Linked DNA regions of Mus musculus: region 1 is linked to region 2. A link is a contact called in ENCODE Hi-C or POLR2A ChIA-PET data. All regions are on one chromosome and are shown on one strand. The core of a region is the stretch at or near the end of the contact, and the rest is flanking DNA. Distances in the headings are between cores, read along the strand shown.

Evidence for each region. A loop is a pair of places that touch in the nucleus more often than their neighbours do. ChIA-PET counts read pairs that join two places held with the same protein, here RNA polymerase II (POLR2A).
Region 1: POLR2A ChIA-PET joins it to region 2 with 12 read pairs in embryonic stem cell. The contact joins the promoter of Sar1a here to the promoter of D830039M14Rik in region 2. A Hi-C loop is called at or near these places in 4 of 37 maps with a recorded cell type or tissue (CH12F3, heart and v-Abl transformed pro-B cells). POLR2A ChIA-PET finds 5 or more read pairs at or near these places in 2 of 5 experiments (Patski and embryonic stem cell).

The regions. Positions count from the first base shown.
Region 1 is chr10:61,677,476-61,681,710 of GRCm38, reverse strand. It overlaps Sar1a (secretion associated Ras related GTPase 1A), which reads right to left and starts at 1,426. Exons shown (of 7, transcript NM_009120.3): 1 at 1,298-1,426. 1700022H01Rik (RIKEN cDNA 1700022H01 gene) reads left to right here and starts at 1,421. Exons shown (of 2, transcript NR_126477.1): 1 at 1,421-1,572.
Region 2 is chr10:61,475,277-61,479,550 of GRCm38, reverse strand. D830039M14Rik (RIKEN cDNA D830039M14 gene) reads left to right here and starts at 2,870. Exons shown (of 1, transcript NR_166099.1): 1 at 2,870-4,274. Lrrc20 (leucine rich repeat containing 20) reads right to left here and starts at 3,718. Exons shown (of 5, transcript NM_153542.1): 1 at 3,662-3,718.

The DNA.
Region 1 (4,235 bases), core at 177-2,676, 200 kb before region 2:
AAATACCTTCATCTCATCCTCCCACCAACTCTAGCAAGCCAAGATGAAGACGAGGACACTCTTTAGGCTCCCTGTCCTGTTCAAGACTGTGCGGTCAAAAGCATCAGTTCCAAAAGCCAGGAGAGACGGATCAGAGGTTCAGAGTACCAACTGCTCTCCCAGAGGCCCTGGGTTCAAGCCCCAGCACCCACATGCGGCTCAGAACTGTAACTTCATCTCTAGGGGATCTCACACAGGCACACATGGAGGTAAAACAACAATTCACATCAAATAAAAATAAGGTATTTAAGAAGAAAAGCCTCTCACCTAAAACCAAAGCCCTTTTCCTGCTAATATTAAATTCCAATCATAAGACTTCCAAAAGGGTAAAAGGTAACTTTCTTCCTTAACCTACCACCTACACAGACGATAATCTTAAGAACACACTATTTTCTATTCTTCGTCTACTCTATCATCTATGGAATGTTAAGAATATTAAAACCAACAACACAATTCATGAACCTTAAGTAAAAACCGTGCAAATATCAAGATGGGAACAAACAAGTGCCAGAAAGACCATCAAGCAATAAAAAACGTACTCTCAAACATATTCACTCCGGGTGAATCTGGGATAGAAGGCAGCTGGCTATTAACTAAGAAAGTCTACGTAGCTGCAAGGTGAATGTCAAAGATCAGCTTCCTGACAATTCCCCCCTAACCCTCCCTTCTCAACCTGAGCGGACAGTGCCCAGGTACTGAAGAAACACCCAGTGAGGGAGGATACTGAGAAAGGGTACGACTACCAATGGTACCATTGGTCGGTACCATTCTCACCTGGGTAAAAATGACGAAGAAAACATTCATCTACGATAATCGCCCAAGAGGGAATTTTTCCATGCACAGGAAAAATAAAAAGGGTGGATGGGAGTGGGGTGTTGGTGGAGGGAGAGACCATGGGTTCCAGACAGGGCATCGGATACCCAGAGGCTGAACGTGGGGCTCGAGCGCCCACTCGCTACTCGAGGGCCACGATCTGCAGAACGCAAGGATGAGTGCCAGGGCTCCAGCTATCCTCACCGAGGAACCAGACTCCTCCGCTATGGAGGCCACGAAGCCGTCTCCTCCCCCAAAAAAAACCCCGACCGCCGCCACGCCACCCCGCAGCCCGTCCCCGCCCAGAGCCGGCCCGCGGAACCGCCTGCGTGTCACTGCACCCCCACCCAGCCCCTCCGCGGCGGCCCCGCGCCCCGGCCTTCGCTGTGGCCCGTCCCGGGCCCGCTGCCCCACCGCCACCTCCTCCGCTGGGGCCCCGACTCACGGCCCGAGGGGCTCCTCCGGCGGTGGCTGGCGGCGCGACCCTCCCTCAGAGCACACAGACCAGCAGTCCCCGGGTCCGCCAGCTACGCGCCGGATGTACGTCACGCCCCTCCCTGAGACTTCCGGGCACGCACGTGCCCCGCCCCCTCGACGCGTCACGCCGTCCGGGCTGTGGGTACCGCCCTAACAGCCACTCTGGCCGCGGAGAGGCGGGCCTAAGGAGTGACGTACGCTCGGGGTGAGGCTCCGCCCGCTCTGTGGAGGCTCTCAAGCGGGGTAAGACGTGGCAGCGTCTGTCAGGCGGCCTGGGCTTCTGTCCCCAACTTAAGCAGCTACTTAAGCAGCCTGGGGCTTCCGATCCCAGTATGTTTTCAGACGCGCGCCGGACATCAGAAGCGGAGGCTGCCAGATATCAGTAGAGTCTAGGACAGTAGAATTGACTTTGGAGACCTCAACCTAGGTGGATGTCACCTAGTCATCGTTTTAAGTTGTTTTCCCCGCCTTGGGATAGCGTTTCTATTTTTCAGCTTTCTAAATAAAAGCAACAAGAGTTTAATGAGCAGTTTTGGGCAGTACCCTGACTGCTTGGGATCCTTCATCTGGTTTAACCCTCAGTACGTATTAATAGCTCCACTGAACAAATCAGTTAACTGGGGCTTGCAAAATAGCTCATCCATCAGGTCAAGGTAGGTTTGCCTACTGTTTTAGCCAGGGCTCTCAGAGGAACCACAACTGGCCCCGCATTGTGATGCACGCCTTTAATGCCAGCCCTTGGGAAGCTAATGTCTATGGATCTCTGAGTTCCAGGCCAGCCAGAGTTACACGGCGATACCCTGTCTTAAACAAACGAATAAATAAGGAACAGAGATAGAATAATTATACATGTGCAACTTAAAAAATATTTACAAGTGTTTTGTTTGCATGAATGTCTGTACTATGTACATGTTTGTTGCCTGCAGAGACCAAAAGGGTGTCAGATCTCCTGGAACGGGAGTTATAGACCATGGTGAGATTCTAGTGAGCATATCTCTGCTGGGAATTGAACCCAAGTCCTCTGGAAGACCATCCAGTGCTCTTCACTGCTCAGCCATCTCTCTAACCCCAATATATCGTTAAGAGGATTTATTAGAGTGGCTTACAGGCTGTGGTCTGAGTAGTCCAACAATTGGTTGTTTCCCAATGGGAAGGCCAAGAGTTGGGTAATGGTTCAGACCATACCAGACTGATAGGCTCAGCAGTCCCAATCTGATGCTGAGAATCTAGGGAACTACTACATAGCCAGTAGTCTTCAGTCGAAGTTGGAATCCCAAAGAAGTAGGTCCTAATATCAATGGAGGGATGCCTCAACAACAGAACAGATGAACTTGCCAGGGAGAGTGAGGGCAAGCAGGCAAAAAAGCAAACGCCTCCTCCTTCCATGTCCTTTTATGTGGGCTGCCACTCGAGAGTGTGGCCCAGATTTAGGGTGGGTCTTCCCACTTCATATGATCCGATCAAGAAAAATCCCTCACAGGTGTGACCAGCTGCTTTCATCTTAGTTAATTCCAGATGTGATCAACTTGACAACCAAGATTAGCAGTCACACTGCTCAAAGATCAAGACTGACAACCTGAGTTCAAGTTCCAGAACCACAGAAAGTGGGGTGGGGAGGGCAGTCTCTGCAAATGCCAGGGCTGGCAAAGGAATGGTTCCTGTGAACTAAGAAGGAAAGCAAGTGAGTGCGACTTAGTTAGCCAGTGTTGGTTCCAACTTCCAGAGTTTGATACCAGGCATTTCATAAAAATGGGTCTAAAGCTACAGGAGGGTCTGGTGAGGTCTCAGTCATGAGGTCACCAAGCTAAAAAGTACATGTGACATCTCCCCTAAGAATGAGTTCAATCCCAGCACCCACATGGCTGCTCACAAGCATCTGTAACTCCAGTCCCACGGGATCCAGCACCCTTTTCTGACCTTCAAGGCTTCTTAGAACACACAACACACATATATGTAAGTAAAATGTTCATAGACACAAACTGACTAAGGTCATTTTAAAAATCAAAAAAACAATGCAGCAAGGTGTATCAGAATACAGCTACATTCCAGCCCTCGGGGGGCAGAGGCAGGAGAACCTCTGAACTCTGAGGGCAGCTTGGCTTGTGAGTGCCAAGAAGAGATGCAGTCCAGCCCTGCACGAGCAGCCCAAGGGGCTCCTTTCCCCATCCCATTCAAGTAAAGACAGGCATTTGCCTGCAGCTCAGAAGAATCAGAGTGACGTGAAGTTAGCCAGTTTATTAAACAGACCTAAGAAGAGGTACAAGCTTCCGAAAGGTTCTCAACCGGCCTAAGGCTTCGACTCTTTAATACAGTTCCTCAGGCTGTGGCAACCTGGGACTCCCCCTCAACCATAAAATTATTTTCAGTTTTGTTTTTGTTTTGTTTTTGTTTTTTGAGACAGAGTTTCTCTGTGTAGCCCTGGCTGTCCTGGAACTCACTCTGTAGCCCAGGCTGGCCTCGAACTCAGAAATCTGCCTGCCTCTGCCTCCCAAGTGCTGGGATTAAAGGCATGTGCCACTACTGCCCGGCATACAATTATTTTCATTGCCAATTCCTAGCTGTAATTTCACTGTTCCGGGTAATGTAAATATCTGATATTCTGATGATCTTAGGTGGTCCCTGTGAAAGGGTTGTTTGGCTCCCAGAGGGGTCCTGACCACAGGTTTGAGAAACACTGCTTTAGACTTAGGTTTGGGAAGATAGGTAGTGGGGATTTGTTACTTTTTGGAAAAGGAGAGTACAGAGTCTAGCACATGAGTATGGGCTTCTCAAGAGGGAGGGTGGTATTCAGGTATCACGAGTGTGGGTGAGTGTGTGATTTTTGTGGTTTTTAAAGTTACATTGTTCAAAGCCCCTGGCTTAAAGATTAAGCACAGCAGGGGCTGGAGCAATGCCTAATGGTTAAG
Region 2 (4,274 bases), core at 1,621-4,120:
TAGCTGGGCATGGTGTCACACAGTTAAACGCCAGGACTGGGGAGTTCAAGGCTGGCTTGCTCTGAACCACACAGTGAGTTTCAAGACAGCCAGAGCTACATAATATAGAGATCCTGTCTCAAAAACAAACAAAAGAAAATAAAAATCTTTCTAGTCCCGCCTCACCCCGCCCCTCCCCTCCCCCACTGGCTGTGGCGCATCTACCAGATGCTTCTCTTCATGGTCAACACACACCATTTGGGTTTCAAATCTAATGCAAGTCCAAGTTTCAACATGTCTACAAATCCAACTTGAATATGATCCTAAATTCACATGCCTAAATAGTCTACAGAATGTGGGTCAGTGAGTGATGGGGGGCCATGGCAAATGGGACCCCACCACACGAAATATGCACTCTCTTAGCTCAAATCCCTAGGCCTGAATTAGTGCTGTTGAAATTGGGCTGACTCATTTGACTTTCTTTTTTAAATTTTATTTATTAGTATGTGTATGTGCATGTGTGCATGCGTAGGCATGTGCATGTGTGGGAGCGTGAATACAGGCACAGGCGTGTGTGTGTGTGTGTGTGTGTGTGTGTGTGTGTGTGCGTGTGAGAGAGAGAGAGAGAGAGAGAAAGGAAGAGAGGAAGAGAAGAAGAGGGAGAGGGAGAGAGGGAGGGAGGGAGAGAGAAAATGCATGCATATGTGTGCGTGCATGTGTGTGCATGTGCGCGTTCATGAATACAGGCATGAGCATGCTGTGAGGCACATTTGGAGGTAAGAGGACAACTTTGCAGAGGGTGTCCTCTCTACTGTAGATTCTTGGATCAAACTCAGCTCATCACCAGCTTTTACCCAGAGAACCATCTCACTGGCCCCTCAGGGGATTTACCTTAACTCCTTCACAAACTGAGAAACTGCAGAGCCAAGAAGGCAGGGCAACCAGCTGGATGGAAACAGAGCTGCCCTCCACACACATACTCACCCCCAGACTCCCCAACTCTCGGATTCCTTAACCAGGGGCTTTTTCTGCTATTCCATCTCCTTCTGCCTCTCCAGGGACTCAGTACAGGGACCGGAGAGGGTGGCAGGGCTCCAGAGCTCAGGGAGAACAAACTTGAGGCTGGAGTGGGCTCCTGGCCCCACCAAAGGCCATAGGGGAAACTATCCAACTGTTTGGTGGCTCCTTCGGCCCCAAAGGCTGGGCCTGTTCGGGATCTAACCAGTCAATTAACCTATGGGGACTTACTTAATATCTAATAGAAGCTGGGAGAGAAAGGCTGGGGAGGAAAGCATGAGCTGTTCTTGCTGGGGCTGGTGGCACAGGCCTGTCATCCTGAAGCAAGAGAATCGTAGTTCAAGACCTGTCCGGACTACAGAAATGACTTCAAGAGCAACGTAATGAGAGCTTTCTCATGGCCTTGCATTTAATCCCAGCACTGGTGTGGGGTGGGAAGGATGAGATGGGACACAGGCATTCACTTTTTCTTTTGTATGTTTTAAAAAGAGGAACAGACAATTGTCCATGTCAAACAAGAGACCAGGCTGTGGGCTGCCCCCACATCTACATAAACGATCTGAGCCCATTCACAAGCTGCCTGCACGCACATCAGCACTCTTTGGACAATCAAGGCACTGGGCACCCCTCTGCAACCAGAACAATCCACAGATCCCAGGCCGGCCCCACAAGTCTAGGTTCTAGGCTCCTAGAAGCAGGAATACAGTCAATCTACCACATAAGGATGGTGGTGGCAGAGAGTCAGGGAGAAACAGGAGCAATGGGCCCACATGGGCCCGACACATAGGCCCATGCTGCTCCCGTACAACCAGGGCCACCTATCCCAGACTCTGGATAGGGGAGACTCAGAAATTTTCAAGGAAACTAGACATGGTGGCAAATACCTATAACCCCAGCACAAGGAAAACTGAAACAGGAGGACCCCAAGTCCCAGGTCAGCCTGAGCTACAGAACAAGACAGCTCACCTGTGCCCTCCCACCACCAGTTTGTAACACAGCCCCAGGATATGTTTAAATTTGAAATCTTCTGGTCACCATCTATAAAAGCCATGCTGGACAATAAAGAGAGAGAGAGAGAGAGATTGGGTGTGGACTAGAATGATACTGCAACCACAGCATTTTTAAATTGCATGTCTATTAAGCTGCACTTATAGCTCTCCTGGGACAAACCAGGCCCACTGGTTGGACATGCCTGATGATACAAACTTCCCACTGGGAGACAAAATGAACCAGTTATATGCCTGCACAGCCTGGGGGTGAGGCCTGTGGCATGACCCCAGAAGAAGGGCCCATAGGGTGCCAGCAACAGGTAGATAAAGACAAGCCACAGAGAAGGCCTGCGGTCTGTTCCAGACCTCTGGAGGCCTTCCTGAGGAGCCTAACTAATGCAAGCAGAATTCTGGAAAGCTCTCAATGTTGTGGGGCAGCCCCAGTTGTGAGATGGAAACATCACCTTCCTCAATGAAACTGTTAATAAAAATTAACTGAAAAAAAATCACTTCTAAGAAAAGACTCTGCAAGCCATTAAGGGCTTCCTGCATTAAGCCAGGACCAACTATTAGGTCATCAAACAAGGACAGACAGGAAGTTTGCATATAATAAATTGAAGGTGAGTGTGCTATTCTGCTTTGAGGAAGCTATGATTGTGAACACTGTATAATTTCTCTGGCAGATCTGAAACTGATCTCACCTAAATTCCAAACTTGGGGCTGAGGTATTTAAACCTTGACCATGGCAATGACCCAGTCTTTAAGGGTCAGAACTCAACTTCATTATCTGCAGCCCTAAGATCTCTGCAAAGGAGCCACTGCGACACTCCGGCCGCACCAGCTGGTCCTATATTTAGTTACTGTTGTGGTCAACTGGGAACTTTAGAGCCTGGCAGCCGCTCTGCGGGGCAACCGGAGCCTCCGCAGCCATGCGCACGATCTGCCCCACCGCTGGCTCCGCTGGCTCCAGACAGACTTCGGGACCCTGCTGAAGCCAAGAGCTGATGTGGCGAGGTAAGGGGCACAATGCTAATCACACCCCAACAGTCCCAAAGGTCCACTCGAGACCAGAGCAGAGATGACCCACTTTCTCACCCAGGGGAAAGAGCCCGCTGGGGCAATGAGCTGGACACGTTGGCGCCTGGTTTCGCAGCTCAGCTTTAGAGTTGGGGAGCCCCGCGTGAGCATCCTTAGACTGTACCGACAGTACACAGTGGCCAAGGACAGGATCCCTGGACCCCATTCTCACAGCCAGTGGCTGCTCGTCTCCAGCCTCGCGCTGGCCTGGCAGACAGGAACTGGGACAAATGGAGCAAGCAGAGGGGGGACGCTGGTGATCGCAGAGGCCGGGGGCGTCCCACGCTGCCAGGGGCGGAGAGGCACACTCCCAAGTGACATGCGCAGCTGCCTCTCCCGATGGGCAAGGGCGTCTCACTGGGGAGACGGAAGCCGGGCTGTCCGAGAGCTCTAACCACGAGCCTCCCACTACCGCAAGCGATAGTCCATGACCTCTGGGCACCGCCCGAGCCATGACTCGGTGCTACCAGGTGTGCTGGGGGAGGGGAAGGGACACGGCCAAGCCCAGTGCTTTCCCTTCTGCCCCTGCCACGCTCGGCCTCTGGCCACCGTTATTCAGCGCGGCGCGAAGCCTGTGGGCCGCTGGAGGCAGCACTTACGGCGACAATGCGTCCTAGAGCCCAGCGCCCAGCACTCACGCTCCCGCGGCGACCGACGGCACCCGGTGCAAGTTCTGAGCCCGAGGGGCGGAGCCAAAGGGGCAGGGAGCTCAGCGCGCACGGCCGCTCAGCCAATAGTGACACCAGGATACGACCCAGGGCGGGGAGGGGCCAGCGCTCCGCCCGCGCGCACCAATCAGCGCGCAACTCCTCCTGCGCGCTCGGGAACCAAGGGAGGAACCGCTTTGTGTGGAGTCGGCAAAGCCAGCGCGCTAGGGGCGGGGCCCTGCATCTTCTTGTGTAGGATGCTTCTCCAGGCTGGATTTTATTTTGTTTTTAATTCCACGGATGAGCCGGGTTCAGCAGATCGGGGAACTTTGGAAAACGCAAAGAAACGCTAATTGAAGCCGCACTGTAACTTCATCTCTTCAGACTAAAGTAAACATGGAACTAAAGTCTACCTGCTTCACGGGTCGCTGTGAGAACTGATGAAGGGACTGTGGAGTCCAGCGCTGCTGCGACGCAAAAACACAACTCTCACCTCAAAGGGGATCAGAGATGGCTTATCCTAGAGCCAAATAGGAGCGACCCTAGCCCGGGAACACAAATACAG